Linked DNA regions of Homo sapiens: region 2 is linked to region 1. A link is a contact called in ENCODE Hi-C or POLR2A ChIA-PET data. All regions are on one chromosome and are shown on one strand. The core of a region is the stretch at or near the end of the contact, and the rest is flanking DNA. Distances in the headings are between cores, read along the strand shown. Region 1 holds the start of MUC12-AS1 (MUC12 antisense RNA 1). Region 2 has its middle 17 kb from the start of SERPINE1.

The links. A loop is a pair of places that touch in the nucleus more often than their neighbours do. ChIA-PET counts read pairs that join two places held with the same protein, here RNA polymerase II (POLR2A). Pooled maps may share reads with other maps.
Region 2: a pooled map shows a loop between it and region 1 (7-fold over the local background). The contact joins the enhancer-like site here to the promoter of MUC12-AS1 in region 1. A Hi-C loop is called at or near these places in 2 of 50 pooled maps. POLR2A ChIA-PET finds 5 or more read pairs at or near these places in 2 of 52 experiments (H1 and PC-3).

What each region holds. Positions count from the first base shown.
Region 1 is chr7:101,012,061-101,019,944 of GRCh38, reverse strand. It overlaps MUC12-AS1 (MUC12 antisense RNA 1), which reads left to right and starts at 2,337. Exons shown (of 3, transcript NR_120520.1): 1 at 2,337-2,530; 2 at 4,678-4,747; 3 at 5,506-5,625. MUC12 (mucin 12, cell surface associated) reads right to left here. Exons shown (of 12, transcript NM_001164462.2): 6 at 7,498-7,649; 7 at 7,055-7,126; 8 at 6,803-6,965; 9 at 5,871-6,032; 10 at 4,254-4,330; 11 at 2,282-2,370; 12 at 1,009-1,350. The coding sequence ends at 1,309. RefSeq lists enhancers at 964-1,113, 2,304-2,453, 2,524-2,573, 4,006-4,674 and a silencer at 1,163-1,457.
Region 2 is chr7:101,105,739-101,113,622 of GRCh38, reverse strand. No RefSeq gene overlaps it. Among named protein-coding and RNA genes, the nearest start is that of SERPINE1, 17 kb to the left of the region's middle. RefSeq lists enhancers at 1,210-1,711, 3,913-4,863, 4,849-5,068, 4,864-5,814. Within about 2 kb of position 5,247, at least 10 of the 41 ENCODE cell types and tissues checked have a DNase peak (open chromatin) inside an H3K27ac peak, as active enhancers do; they include PC-3, where a contact is called at or near this core.

The DNA of each region.
Region 1 (7,884 bases), core at 1,088-3,587:
AGGCCAAAGGGCAGAGGGAGGGGGTGCCTCTCCCTGGCCCGGCAGCCCATAGGCATGAGGGTTATCAGCTTTATCACCCCAACAGAGGGGCAGCCCAGAGGGCCTGTAGGAGCCAGGGGGGAACTGATGAGATCCCCCGACCGAGGGTGGTGGGAGATGGGCAAGAGGGACTGGGCCTGAGCTGGGAAAGGAGGAGGGTACCACCTGCATTTGACCCTAACCCCTAGCAGGGACACCCCCTTTGTCTCTTTTCTAACCCTTCTTATTGGCCGGGTATGGTGGCTCACACCTGTAATCCCAGCACTTTGGGAGGCTGACGCGGGAAGATCACTTGAGATGAGGAGTTTGAGACCAACCTGGCCAACATGATGAAACACCATCTCTACTAAAAATACAAAAATCAGCCAGACTTGGTGGCGGGCGCCTGTAATCCCAGCTACTCAGGAGGCTGAGGCAGGAGAATCGCTTGAACCTGGGAGGCGGAGGTTGCAGAGAGCCAAGATCGTGCCTCCGTACTCCAGCCTGGGCAACAGAGCAAGACTCTGTCTCGGCAAAAATAAATAAATAAAATAACCCTTCTTATTGTCCTATGAGTATGCCCTGAAGACATGGCCATGCCTGGGCAGGGAGTTCTTGGGTTTGGTCTGTGGGTTCCGAGGTAAGCACAGCTCCCATGGCCATCTGGAGTGACCCTGCCTTGTGCAAGCTCAGCAGAGCCAAGTGCTCACTCCCTGGCCAACTGGGGTTGAATCTGAGGTCCTCTCCTGTCCCCAGAACCTGACATTAGGCTTTTCTGCCACAGGGACCTCAGCAGAGGCAGGCCTAGACCTGTCCTGACTGGAGCCGGGGAGGGGGCTCCCTGCAAAGACACAGGAAGGGGCCCAGAGCATTCGTTCCATGCCCCATTCAGCAGCCAGTCCTGGGAGAAATCCCATCCCAGGAGGGCTCTGACCCCTAACCTGACCCCAACTGCAGAAGGAGGAGAAGGAAACCTCTCACTTCTCATTCTGAGCTTTCAGATTTGCTTTTATTGGTAGGGAAATTCCAGAGTGGGGAGCCACCCAGGAGGAGACAGGGGTGCCGAGGCTTCTGGGAGTCTGGAAGCTCCCGGATGGAGAGGCTTACAGCCCCCAGCCTTCCCCAGCAGGAGCACAGGCAGGGGACTGGCCAAGTCTGTCAGCTCAGAGCAGGACCGGCTTCAGGGCCTGACTTCGGTCTCCTCTTGACCCGCCCCGGAGGCTTGTGGTGGGCTCTGTGTTTGCAGCTCTCCTGAACAGAGCTAGATGAGGGTGGGAGGCCCCCGTTGGCTCACACAGTGGATGCTACCATCTCCGGCCTCTGGATGTGGAGCTGGGGGACGGGAGAGAAGAGGTGAGGCCAAGGGGCAGACCCGGGAAAGGGGGAGCCCCAGGAGGAAGAGGGAGCCCTGGCGGGGAGGAGGGAACCCCAGGGGGAGGGAGGGAGTCCCAGGGGGAGGGAGGGAGTCCTAGGGAGAGGAGGGAGTGGCGGGGGAGGGGGGAGTCCCAGGGGAAGGGGTGGCCCCAGGGTGAGGAGGGAGTCCTGGGGGAGGAGGGAGTCCCAGGAGAAGGGAGGGAGTCCTAGGGGGAGAAGGGAGTCCCAGGGGTAGGGAGAGTGTCCCAGGGAGAGGGAGGGAGTCCTAAGGAGAGGAGGGAGTCCTGGGGGAGGAGGGAGTCCCGGGGGAAGGGAGGGAGTCCCGGGGGAAGGGAAGGGGTCCCAGGGGGAGGGAGGGAGTCCCAGGGGGAAGGGAAGGGGTCCCAGGGGGAGGGGAGGGAGTCCCAGGGGGAAGGGGAAGGGGTCCCAGGGGGAGGGAGGGAATCCAGGGGGGAAGGGAGGGGTCCCAGGGGGAGGGAGGGAGTCCCAGGGGGAAGGGAAGGGGTCCCAGGGGGAGGGAGGGAGTCCCAGGGGGAAGGGAAGGGGTCCCAGGGGGAGGGAGGGAGTCCCAGGGGGAAGGGAAGGGGTCCCAGGGGGAGGGAGGGAATCCCAGGGGGAAGGGAAGGGGTCCCAGGGGGAGGGAGGGAGTCCCAGGGGGAAGGGAAGGGGTCCCAGGGGGAGGGAGGGAGTCCCAGGGGGAAAGGAAGGGGTCCCAGGGGGAGGAAGGGAGTCCCAGGGGGAAGGGAAAGGGAAGGGGTCCCAGGGGGAAGGGAGGGAGTCCCAGGGGGAGAAGGGAGTCCCAGGGGGAGAAGGGAGTCCCGGGGGAAGAGGGAACCCCAGAGGAAGTGGAGCAGCCTCAGGGGGTGGGGGCAGCTCGCAGCTGAGTCACCTCTGTGCCAGAGTCAACAGTCTCCAGGGTGGGCCGGAAGTTGTTGTAGGCGTTCTCAAGGCCGAATCTGCTCTCCCTCAGATTCTGGTCTGTAGGGAGAGGCCGTGATGAGTGATGGGAGCCTTGGTAGGGGGAGGACTAGGGGGCAGAGGGGATTTCCTCTGGCAAAAGGAAGAGTCAGCCCGGCATCTGCCCTACGCCCTTTCCCACTGCCGACCACCCCTCCGACCCTGCATCACTGGGCTGCGGGTAAGTGCAGAGCCTGCCTGGGGAGCCGCCCGCTGGACCCCGGAACAGGAGGGAGCGGAGCAGAAGCCCCCCACATGCACGGGGTGGAAGCGGGGGCCACGGAGGAGCGTGCGTTCAGCCCTGGACTCAGGGGTGAGGTCAGAGTGGAGCGGGAGACAGGGCTGGCTCTGGGTCAGCAGGGCCGCCCTCCTTCATAGCAACGGTAACCATAGCAGGCAAAAAAGCTGCGTCTGGAATCTTCTTCCAGCATCCTCCCGGAGCACAGCGATCACTTACTTCCTGGTCCCGCAGAACCACTCACTCTCTGGACTCCGGGGCTCTCCCTGCACCTCTGACCCCTCTTTTCCTGCGTCCTCCTAGATCGGGGTCCTCATGCCCTACCTGTCCTTCTACGGGGGCTCCTGGGGGGGGGTTCTCCTTTCACCCTCCTCACTTCTCACTCTGCATTCTCCCCGATGAATGGACAAACCTCTATTCCAGTACGTGGTTCAGGCTGCAGACCCCTCCCGGAGATTCAGACAGGCACGAGCCTTGCAGCCTCCTCCTCAGCACCCACCAGCCCCCCAACTCAGTGTGCTCCACCGGCTGCTTCTCCCCCATCCTTCGGGGCCCAAGGGTCAGCTCGGACAATCCCGGAAATCCTCCCTCACTCCCTCTCCCTCTCCCACCCACTCAGCCTCATCTCCACCAGGCTGCGTCTCCTCTCCCTCCCCCCACCCCCTCAGCCTCACTTCCTCCACCTGGTCTCCCTGCTTTAGTGCTCCCTGAATGGCCTTTTGAGTAAAAAAAATTCAAAATGTGACCGGGCATGGTGGTTCACGCCTGTAATCCCAGCACTTTGGGAGGCCAAGGCGGGCGGATCACCTAAGGTCTGGAGTTCGAGACCAGCCTGGCCAACATGATGAAACCCTGTCTCTACAGTCTCTACTAAAAATACAAAAATTAGCCACGCGTGGTGGCATGCCTGTAATCACAGCTACTAGGGAGGCTGAGGGCAGGAGAATCGCTTGAACCTGGGAGACAGAAGTTGCAGTGAGCCAAGATTGTGCCACTGTACTCCAGCCTGGGTGACAGAGTGAGACTCTGTCTCACAAAAAAAGGTGGGCGGCCAAAGCCCCTCAACCCCCCACCCCATTCCCAAAGCCCTGCCAACCTCACGTCCCTCACTCTTTCTTTGTGAGATTGACCTGCCTTCCCTTCCCCGCCAAAAGCAAGCTCCTTCCCAACTGCAGGCGTTTCTCATGCAGTGCCCCCTGCCTGGGGTGCCCTTTCCCTTGTCCTCACTGGGATAAGGCCTCCCTGCTTACTGGGCTCCCACTGTGTTGAAGGAGGAAGCACACCTGCTTACTCACCTATTCAAGAGTCAGTCTCACCTGGGGGCTAATCTGACCCCCTATCCCCACCCAGGCTGGGTCAGGTCCACCCCTCTGCTCCCTCTGCCCTGGGAATGGCCCTATCACCCCGCTTAGCTGAGTGTGCACTGGATGCCCTCACTGAGTTGGTCTCTGGGGGCAAGATCTGGTTCTCAACCACTCCTGCACTCTTGCACACAGCAGGGGTGGTGTCTGGGTCCGGGGCTGCAGCGGCAGGTAGGGAACGGGCTGTCAGTCACAGCCACCCCAAAGGGGGGCTGGACCCCACGTCACCCCCACAGGCACAGGCACCGCCCTGCCTTTCTTCACCCTCCAGCTCTGCTCATCTCCTTGCCCTTAACTAGAGGTACCTTCCCAGATGGCCGTCTTCTGGAAGATGCCAGGGGTGCCTTCCTTTCGCCACTCTTGAGGCACATCATACTGTTCCCTGCAGACAGAAATGCCTTGAGCAGCTGTAGGCAAGGAGGCTGAGGAGGGACTTGGTGGACCCTGACCTTCAGCTTCCCTCGAGGGGACAGTCACAGCCACACCCCGAGTCAGAGATGGCAGCGATGATGGCAGAGAACAAAAAGTAGCATCACCATGGCTTCCCTTCTACCAAGGCAAGCACTGGCCAGGCCTCCTGGCTGCCCCTCACTCCCTTTAGTGGCCCTCAGTTTCCATATCCATGAGATGGGGGCGTAGGGTAGCTCCCTTCAGTTGCTGACTTCGGGTCAGGTACTGTGCCAGGGTTTCCCAGCAACCTTCACAGGTGCATCTTATCCCATTTTACAGCTGGGAAAAGTGAGACCCAGACGCTCCATCTCAGCTTCCCCATGTGGTGCTGTGCTCTGTGGTGGCCAAGGTGAGTGATAACTAACTACAGGGAATGTCATTACATAGTCTAATTTCCACACATAAGCTTCTGTTTCCATTCTCTGTGTTATGGTTTGAATGTGTCCCTTAGAGTTCATGTGTTGGAAATTTAATCCCCAAGGCAGCAATGCTGAGAGGTAGGACCTTGAAGACATGATTAGGTCATGAAGGTGCTGTCCTCATGAATAGATTAACATCATTATCTCAAAAGTGGGTGTGTAATAAAAGCGAGTTCAGACAGCCAGGGGTGACAGCTCACACCTGTAATCCCAACAACTTTGTAGGCTGAGGTGAGAGGACTGCTTGAGGCCAGGAGTTTCAGACCAGCCGGGGCAATATAGTGAGACCCTATTTCTACAACACATTTAATTTAATTTAATTTAATTTAATTTAATTTAATTTAATTTAAGGCCGGGCACGGTGGCTCACACCTGTAATCCCAGCACTTTGGGAAGCCAGGGTGGGTGGATCACTCAAGGTCAGGAGTTCAAGACCAGCCTGGCCAACATGGTGAAACCCCGTTTCTACTAAAAATACAAAAATTAGCCAGGCATGGTGGAATGCACTTGTAATCCCAGCTACTCGAGAGGCTGAGGCATGAGAATCACTTCAACCTGGGAGGCGGAGGTTGCAGTGAGCCGAGATCATGCCACTGCACTCCAGCCTGGGTGACAGCAAGACCCTGTCTCTTAAAGAAAAAAAAAAAGTGAGTTCAGCCCTCTCTTCCTCTCTGTCCATGTGCTGCAGACTGCCATGTTGCCATGCTGTGATGCAGCAAGAAAGTCCTCACCAGATGCAGCCCCTTGATCTTGGACTTCCCAGCCTCCAGAACTGTGAGCCAAATAAACTTCTATTGTTTATCAATTACCCAGTGGTGGTATTCTGTTATAATAGCACAAAATGGACTAAAACACTGCCAAATTGATGTATCCTACAGGAAGGCCGCCCTTTGCTGCACCCAGGGCTGGGAGGGTCTGGGCACCCCATCTGGCCTCAGCTGACCTCTCTGATTGCTGGCCTGGAAGGAGCAGAGCCTTAGGACATTCAGACAGTGGCCACCCCAGGATCTGTCCCCTCTGTGTGGGCCTGCGGTGCTGGCCTCACAAGCTCACCTGTGCCGTTTTCTCTGGGATAGGCTGAATAAGATGATTAGGATGATCAATGCGAGCAGCAGCACCGCCATCACAGCCCCCACGATCCCATACACGAGGCTCTTGGCGATGTTGAATTCACAGGTCTCTCCCCAGTACCAGTGTGTGTTCGTATTTGGGCACCTGGGGACACAGACAAGCTCACGCTGATCCCCTGGGATCCCTCACATCCAATATCCCAAGGGTTAACCCACTCTCCTAAGCACAGGAAACCAGATCTCCCTCACTCCAACGGCTGGAGCTCAGCCCCCAGAGAGCCTGGGTCCCTGACTTCCTCAGGCTGATGGGCACTGAGGGAGTTGGGGGGACCTGGAGACTGCAGATCAGGAATTCAAATGACTAGGGCTCAAGGGGACCTGAGAGTGTTGGGTGTCTCGTCCCAGACACGTACCATTCACCCACCTAATCTCTAAGCATCTGCTACCTAAATGGGCCTGTTATCATGGTTTTTCTTTTGCACCTTAATTTATGGTCTGTGGACTTAGTGCTGTGGCTGCAGCTAGAGGTAATCTTGACAGCATGGCAGAGATGACATAAGGGAAATTAACAATATAGACAGATATAGAGATTGAGATAGAGATACAAAGATAGAGATAGAGATAGAGATACAGACAAAGATAGAGATAGAGATAGATTTGGAAATTGACAGCATGAACTTTCTCAGGAAGGGATTGCCCAGCTTTGGGACCTCTATGTCTATAATCTACTCCTACTCCTCACTCTTGTGGGTGTGGGGGGTGGGAATGAGATTACAGGGGAGAGGTATGTCCAGGAGTGGGGAGGAGGCACCTCCCAAGCTCTACTCAATCCCCCAACCCTGTGGGTGACTGCTGGGGAGGGGGAGGGCCCTATCACCAGGACAGAGTGGGTGCTGGGCTTATGGGGACACTCACAGGCAGCGGGGGCCACTGCGTTGCAGCTGACATGTGCCCAGGTTACAGTTCATTTGCGACTTCGTTCCTTTGGTGCACTTGTTCACACAGGCCAGCTTCCCATCCAAGACATCCACATAGTAGAACTGGGTATATCCTTCGGCAGCCTTCTGGGTGCATTGCTCTGAGGGAGAGGGGCGGGCAGCATGCATGAGCCTGGCCAAAGCATCCCAGCCCCCACTCTTAGTGCCCACGCTCCACGTAGTCGCTTACCCTGGAAGTCAAAGCCCGGAGTCACCGATGAATCCACGAAAGTGTCCTCTTCACTATAGCACAGTATGGCCTCTGCCGAGAGTGGATGGGAAGGAAGATGGAATAGAAACACTTCCCTCTGCCTCCCTGGGGGTAGCCAGGCCTCTCTCTTCTATACCATGCCCTCCCCTGGGCCAATGCCCGTGGGAGTCTTTGCCCACCCTAGACATGCAGCTGGGCTTGTGAGGAGGCTCAAATGGGGATATGATAGCCTCAGCCTGGGACCGAGAGGGGGCTGTTGGGAGCAGCTTTGGGATCTGGGGAAGGCACCCTGGGCCTGGCTTCTGGGTTCCTGTGGCAGAAGTCTTGGGAGTACCAGAAGAAAGAAGACGTAGAGGAGGGAGAGGTCAAGGTCACGATCTCCAAGACACCCACAGGTGTCAAGGGGTTTTAGGTGAGCTTACTTCTGCAGGAATCAGGATCAAGAAGAGTTGTTCTAGTTTCATTCATAATCTTGGCCTTTACAATCTCTGCCAGGTTTTCAAACAGTTCCTCATACTCTAAAGTGTAGTCTGCCTCCAGGATGACATCGTTCTTGACCACGATGCTACCGTTGCTGGAAGTGGGAATCGTTTCATCAGTTACCCATGTCACCACCCAGCCAGCAAGTGGAGCCCAAGCACCCAGAGTGGTAATGGGAGATGAAGCTGCCATGTGACCCAGAGGTGAGAAAGAATACAGAGTCTTCCCTCCAGCAGCTAACCACCCAGACAGAGGGAGGAGAGCGAAACGATTCAAGATCTCACATATCAGTGATCATGATAAATGCCAATGAGTGAAATTCATCTCTC
Region 2 (7,884 bases), core at 3,998-6,497, 91 kb before region 1:
TGTCTCAGCTTCCCAAGTAGCTGGAACTACAGGCACGTGCCACCACGTCCAGCTAATTTTTTTATTTCTAGTAGAGATGGGGTGTCACCATATTGGTCAGGCTGCTCTTGAACTCCTGACCTCAGGTGATCCACCTGCCTCGGCCTCCCAAGGTGCTAGGATTACAGGCATGAGCCACTGCGTCCAGCTGGCTTGCTTTTTCTTTACAGTTCTTTCTTTCTTCCTTTCTTTCTTTTCTTTCTTTCTTTCCCTCTTTCTCTCTTTCTTTCTTTCCCTCTCTCTCTCTTTCTTTCTCTTCTTTTCTTTCTTTCTCTCTCTCTCTCTCTCTTTCTTTCTTTCTTTCTTTCTTTCTCTCTCGCTTTCGCTCTTTCTCTCTCTCTCTCTTTCTCTTTTGACAAAGTCTTGCTATGGAGTGCAGTGGTGTAACCTCAGCTCACGGCAACCTCCGTCTCCCAGGTTTAAGCGATTCTCCTGCCTCAGCCTCCCGAGTAGCTGGAGTTACAGGCATGCGCCACCACGCCCGGCTGTTTTCGGTATCTTTAGTAGAGACAGGATTTCGCCATATTGGCCAGGGTGGTCTCAAACTCCTGGCCTCAACTGATCTGCCTGCATTGGCCTCCCAAAGTGCTGGGATTCCACCCGTGAGCCACCGCGCCCGGCTTTCTTTAGAGTTTTAGAAGTTCCCTTCCCCTAACTTCTGCAATAACAGGGCTAGTATACACAGAGCACTTGCTGTTTGTTTGCTAGGCCCTGTTTCATAGCATTATTTTGTTTCATTTTCATACAACTAAACTAAAAAAATGGGTATTGGGGACCAGGTGCATTGGCTCATGCTTGTAATCCCAGCACTTTGGGAGGCCAAGGCAGGAGGATCCCTTGAGCCTGGGAGTTCGAGACTGACCTGGGCAAAATAGTGAGACACCGTCTCCACAGAAAATACAAATATATATACATATGTATTCTGGCGTGGTGGCCTGGGCCTGAAGTCCCATCCACAGTGGATGCACCGCAGGCCCCTGCAGAAGGGGCCCCAAGGCCCTGACCAAGGAGGAATTCCAGCTTCCCTCTTCCTGCTTCAACCCTTTGCTGTGTTCGGCCCCCATCCTCTGCACGAATGGTCAAGGTCCTGGCTGGTGGCCAGCCCTGTCTGGACAGGAGGAAACCGTTATGCGAGGGGTAGAACATGAAGTCCTCAAGAACAGAAATTCCAGCGGAAGGGAAACAATGCGTAGGGGATAGAGTCATCCCCACGGGGGCAAGGGAAGGGACAGGGCCTTCCTGCCCCAAGTGGGGTAAACAACCCAGGCCTGGGGAAGCTCACAGCATCTAGCGTCTTCCAGGCAGGGCTGGAGTGCTGGGTGGGGCACCGCGTTGGACCAGCTGGAAGAAATGGGTCCCTGCACTGTTTTCTGGCCTTTCAAGGCTGATATGCTCCTATGGGGAGGAACAGGATTCCACTGCCAAAGTCAGGGGATCAAGGGAAGAACTGGAGGAGGATCCAGCTAAGGAGGTTCCACTGTGGCTGAGGCCATAATGGCCATAGCCCTCAATGGCCAGTCAGCTGCTGGCCACCAAATAAGACAGCCCTTGTTTTTTTTTGTTCATTTGTTTTCGATTTTGTTTTGAGACAGGGTCTCTCTCTGTCACCCAGGTTGGAGTTCAGAGGTATGATCATGGCTCACTGCAGCCTCAAGCTCTCGGGCTCAAGTGATCCTCCCACCTCAGCCTCCCTAGTAGCTGGGACCATAGGCGCACGCCAGCACACCCAGCACACTCAAAAAATTTTTAAAAATTTTTGTAGAAATGGGGTCTTGCTGTGTTGCTCAAGCTGGCCTCAAACTCCTGGGCTTAAGCAATCCTCCTGTTTCGGCCTCCCAAAGTGCTGGGATTACAAGCGTGAGCCACCATGCCCAGTGGGCTCCAGGTTTCAGGGCAGGATTTTCAGGAGCCAGAGCTTGTGGAAAGCTCCATTAGGGGTGAAAGAGGTCAGTCTAGGGCCACCCTCTGTGGTACTACAGGGGACAATTTCCTTTTCTTTCAGGGCCCAGACCAGGCTAGCCTTGAGCAGAGCAGGAATGAGCCTTCTCCCAGGGCTAGAAAAGAAGCTTCCATCTGGAAGGGACAGAAGAAACGACACAGTGCCCCCGGGATTCCCCAGGCCAGTCTCCCATGCTGGCAGGGCTGGAGGGAAGATTGAGGCAAAGAGTCTAAAAATTCCTGCCCGCCTTAGTCTGGATTTGTGGTTGCTTCTGTAATTTGTTTAGGTGGCTTTGATCAGCGAATCCATTTGTTTTTCAGCTCTCAGGGTCTACTTGCCTTTCTTTTTTTTTTTTTGAGATGGAGTTTCGCTCTTGTTGCCCAGGCTGGAGTGCAATGGCGCGATCTCGGCTCACTGCAACCTCTGCCTCCCGGGTTCAAGCAATTCTCTTGCCTCAGCCTCCCATACCACGCCCAGCTAATTTTTGTATTTTTAGTAGAGATGGGGTTTCACCATGTTGGTCAGGCTGGTCTCGAACTCTCGACCTCAGGTGATCTGCCAGCCTCGGCCTCCCAAAGTGCTGGGATTACAGGCGTGACCCATCACACCCGGCCCTGCTTGCCTTTTCTTTAGAGTTTTTGAAGTTCCCATCCCCAAACTGCAGCAATAACAGGGCTAAGATACATATAGCAGTTGCTGTTTGCTAGGCCCTGTTTCATACTCATTATTCTATTTCATTTTCATACAACTAAGAAATGGTTATTGACAGCCAGGCACGGTGGCTCACACCTGTAATCCCAGCACTTTGGGAGGCTGAGGCAGGCAGATTGCTTAAGGTCAGGAGTTCAAGCCCAGCCTGGCCAACATGGTGAAACCCCGTCTCTACTAAAAATATAAAAATTAGCCGGGCATGGTCGTGGGTGCCTGTAATCCCAGCTACTAGGGAGACTCAGGCAGGAGAAATGCTTAAACCCGGGAGGTGGAGGTTGCAGTGAGCCGAGATTACGCCACTGTACTCCAACCTGGGTGACAGAGGGAGACTCCCATCTCAAGAAAAAATAAAAAATAAAATAAATAAATAATTAATTAAAAATGGGTATTGGGGACCAGATGTGGGGGCTCACTCCTGTAATCCCAGTACTTTGGGAGGCTGAGACTGGAGTATCACTTGAGGCCAGGAACTGGAGGCCAGGGATTGGAGACCAGCCTGGGCAACACAGCAAGACTCTGTCTTGCAAACATAGCAAGACTCTGTCCGCCAAAGAAAAAAATGTAATAATACTAATAATTAGCTGGGTGTGGTGGCATGCACCTGTAGTCCCAGCTACTCCGGAGGCTGAGGAGGGAGGGTAGCTTAAGGACAGGAGTTCAAGGCTGCAGTGAGCTATGATCATGCCACTGCACTCCAGCCTGGATGACAGAGAGAGACTCTTTCTCTTAAAATAACAAAATAAGGTATTGGTCCTATTCTCATCTGAAAGATGAGGAAACTGACAGATAGAGGATTTGCTATCCTGCTCAAAGTCACTCAGCTAAGAGAGAGACTGGCTCCAGCAGCCCCAGCTCTTAACCAGACTTCATCCTGTTTCTCCGTATCTCAGCTGTTCCCCCGACGTGACCCTTGCATGCCTGTCCCCTATCCCCAACCCAGGATACTTCAAGCCCCTCACCGTGTGACCCACTGCTCCCTATGAGTTCCTTCATTGGCCCCTTCCTTCACAACTTTTTTTAAAGAGACAGACTCTCACTCTGTAGCCCAGGCTGGAGTGCAGTGGCATCATCTCGGCTCACTGTAGCCTCCACCTCCTGGGTTCAAGTGATTTTCCTGCCTCAGCCTCCTGAGTAGCTGGGATTACAGGCACCTGCCACCATGCCCAGTTAATTTTGTATTTTTAGTAGAGACGGGGTTTCACTAAGCTGTCCAGGCTAGTCTCGAACTCCTGACCTTGTGATCCACCCACCTTGGCCTCCCAAAGTGTTGGGATTACAAGCGTGAGCCACTGTGCCTGGTCGTGAGACCCTGTTTCAAAAAAAAAGGTTCTAAGGAGATTTACACCAAGAGGCTCTTGAGTGACACATGAGATCAGATTAGGCCCCTAGAGAGGGGATGTGTGAGGCCTGGAGCAGACAAGGAAGGGTCCAGTGACCTTGGCATAGAGCAGAGGGGTATGGTTGGGGGCTGGTCGGGAGGACTTCTCAGCCTGGAGAAGCAGTTGTGTGCAGAAACCAGGTTGGAGGGTCTGGACATGGAGGACCCCAAAGGGCAGGCCGTGGGATTTGCTCCGTGTGTGGGAACCTGGGGGAACCTCCTATTCCCTTGTTTGCTGCACGTCAGCTACCCGCCCAGACCTGCTCTCTTAGTCACTTCTGTGCCAGGTGCTCCCTTCCCTGAAGCTCTGGGGCAGAGATGAGGCTCCTGTTATTCACAGCCTGAACCACGACGGCTGTCTCCCTCCAGGCACACTCCCTGGGTACAACCCAGCCTGCCAGCTCATTCCCCTAGGAGACTGGCCCCAGACCCAGACAACCCGGGTCGTGCCAGGGACAGCAGATGCTTGGGGCCCTGCAGGCAGAGACCTCTCCCTCCTCCTGAGCCCTTCAGCCCTGGACTGGCCAGCTTGGTCCAAGGATCAGCATCTCAGGAAGCAGAGGCAGTTGTTGTGTGTCCACGGCCTTGCTCCTGGACAGGGGACACCAGGGAAATTAGAGAGACCAACAGAGGAGCTTTAGGGTCTAGGAGGTTTGGGAGCCCCCTTCTCTTTCTGAGCCACCGATTTAGAGCTAGCAGAAGCCGTTCTGCTTTGGGTGGATCAAGCATCTCGTTCTTGAACCTAAACTCCGGGAACTGGGCCCAGGGGACCTTGTCTTCAAGTCCCCATCCTTTCAGGAAATGACATGCCAAACTCCATTTGCTCTTGTCTATCTTTGGTAGCAGCTCATCAGGGAAGTGGGGGCGGAGGTGGGGGCTGAGCCCAGAAGGAAAGCCCCAGGCTCGGGAACCCCCCAACCCCCCACCTGTTGCTGTTTCTGAGAATCCCGAGAGGCCCACAGGTAAAAGGTCATGTTGTGTCCAAAACACCGGGCTGGTTTTCCGGGTTGAATCAGAGCCGGTCAGCAGCTCTGCAGCAGGTGGAAGGCAGCAGGGCTGTCCCCCTTGGCCTGGGCGGGATTCCCCACCCTCTCTCTCCAACAGGGCTTTCCTGTCCAGTAGACCGTTAGTTCCGCTGGCTGGATGAATGAGCGTGCGTGCGTGTGTGTGTGTGTGTTTGTGCTTTTGTAATGGGCGTCTGCCAGGGCTGTGGTAATTGCAGGGCCTCCCCAGGGCTCCCCACGTTTCCCAACAAACCCAGTGCCTCTTTTTTTTTTTTTTTTTTTTTTTGAGACAGAGTCTTGCCCTGTCGCCCAGGCTGGAGTGCAGCGATGCGATTTCTGCTCACTGCAATCTCCGCCTCCCGGGTTCAAGCGATTCTCCTGCCTCAGCCTCCCAAGTAGCTGGGACTACAGGCATGCGCCACCACGCCTGGCTAATTTTTGTATTTTTAGTAGAGACAGGTTTCACCAAGTTGGCCAGGCTGGTCTCGAATTCCTGACCTCAAGTGATCCACCTGCCTCGGCCTCCCAGAGTGCTAGGATTATAGGTGTCAGCCACTGCGCCTGGCCCCCACCCCGCCGTGCCTGTTCTGCAGAAGATGAGCAGAAGCTGTGTGGGTGAAAGGGGAAACTGGGAAGTTATCTGTAAACACGGGGTTGGGGGCACATCTAGATTTGCCACATCTGTTCCTCTCCTCCCATCACAAGATCTGATTTTTGTTTTTGCCATCCATCTCTTGCAATTAGGCAGGTCCACTCGCTGCCCCCACTTCAACTTCTGGGGGTCTTTTGTGGCCAGTCTCCGGCCACACACACTCCTCTCTGGAATGTTTCCCCTCCTTTGCAGATCTGTGGTCCACAGAGCCTTCTAGGGCTTCCACCTTTCCCCCCAAACCACCCTCTGCTGTCTGTCCTTTGAACCTGAAAATTCTTGCAATAGGACCCACAGGATCACACACAGAGTTCAGCACTGGCTTGCTTTCCATTGTCAGGGGTTTGAGACCAGCCTGGCCAACATGGTGAAACCCTGTCTCTACTGAAAATACTGCCATGTATTCATTTTGCTTTCCCTACTGGATGGTAAGAATTTAGGGGTTAGGAACTGTTTGGGTCTACACTTTCCTCCTATGCCCCTTAATACTGCATGATATGGGCCAAGTGCAGTGGCTCATGCTTGTAATCCCAGCACTTTGGGAGGCTGAGACAGGAGAATCACTTGAGCCCAGGAGTTCAAGACCAGCCTGGGTAACACAATGAGATCCCTCCTCTACAAAAAATAAAATGATTAGCTGGGCATGGTGGCGCACACCTGTGGTCCCAGCTACTCGGAAGGCTGAGGTGGGAGGATTGCTTGAGCCTAAGAGTTGGAGGCTGCAGTGAGCTATGATCACACCACTGCACTCCAGGCTGGGCGACAGAGTGAGACCCTATCTCTGAAAAAACAAAAACGGGCCGGGCGTGGTGACTCACATCTGTAATCCCAGCACTTTGGGAGGCCGAGGTGTGTGGATCACCTGAGGTCAGGAGTTTGAGACCAGCCTGGCCAACATGGTGAAACCCTGTCTCTACTACAAATACAAAAATTAGCCGGGCATGGTGGCAGGTACCTGTAATCCCAGCTACTTAGGAGGCTGAGGTGGGAGAATTGCTTGAACCTGGGAGGCGGAGGCTGCAGTGAGCTGAGATCGCACCACTGCACTTCAGCCTGGGCGACAGAGCAAGACCCCGTCTTAAACAAACAAACAAACAAAAACAAAAACAAAAAAAGCCAACAACAGATAAACTGAATACTGCACAATGGGCAGTGCTTGGGCCCAACAGTGAAGTACTCCAAAGTGAACATTTCCTTCTGAGAACTTAATTAGGAAGAAACTCAGTTTAGGAGAGGATATTAGCCTTCTAGAAGTTACCTTAGGCGACTGTCTGTCTGCAAATGTTCCAAATCCAATTAAGGAGACCTGGGAGGAACCTCAGAGGAGCTGACGCAATTGTGATTGCAACTTAGAGAAGCAACAGCATCACTGTCCGTCTGAAGGAAAATGCCAGTTCGAGGAGGGCGTTCTGCGGGCGTTAGGAGGGTGTTCTGCAGGCTTCAGAAAGGGGGGAATCCAGAGAGATCATGCTTGGCATGGGGTCTCCAATTGTTCAGAAGAGTTGGTGTCCTGTCCCGAAAATGTCACTGTCCAGGCCATGGGACAGATGTGTCTCCAAGTGGTGAGGATGTCTCTGATTGTCATTGCTAGACAACAGCAGTGATTAGGATCATCCAACACCCCGCCCTGGCCTTGTTATATTTATTTATTTATTTATTTACTTATTTATTATTTGAGACAGAGACTTGCTCTGTCACCCAGGCTGGAGTGCAGTGGCGCAAGCTCGGCTCACTGCAACCTCCACCTCTCAGGTTCAAGTGATTCTCCTGTCTCAACCTCCTGAATAGCTGGGATTACAGGTGAGCGCCACCACGCCAGGCTAATTTTTGTATTTTTAGTAGAGATGGGGTTTCGCCATGTTGGCCAGGCTGGTCTCGAACTCCTGACCTCAGGAGATCCGCCCACCTTGGCCTCCCAAAGTCCTGGGATTACGGGCATAAGCCACCACGCCTGGCCTATTGTTTTGTTAAGAGACAGTCTTGCTCTGTCATCCAGGCTGGAGTGCAGGGATGCCATCATAGCTCACTATAGCCTCAAACTTCCAGACTCAAACGGTCCTCTCACCTCAGCCTCCTGAGTAGCTGGGATTATAGGCACGCACCACCATGCCTTGTTAATTTTTAAATATTTTGTAGAGATGGGCCAGGCACAGTGGCTCATGCC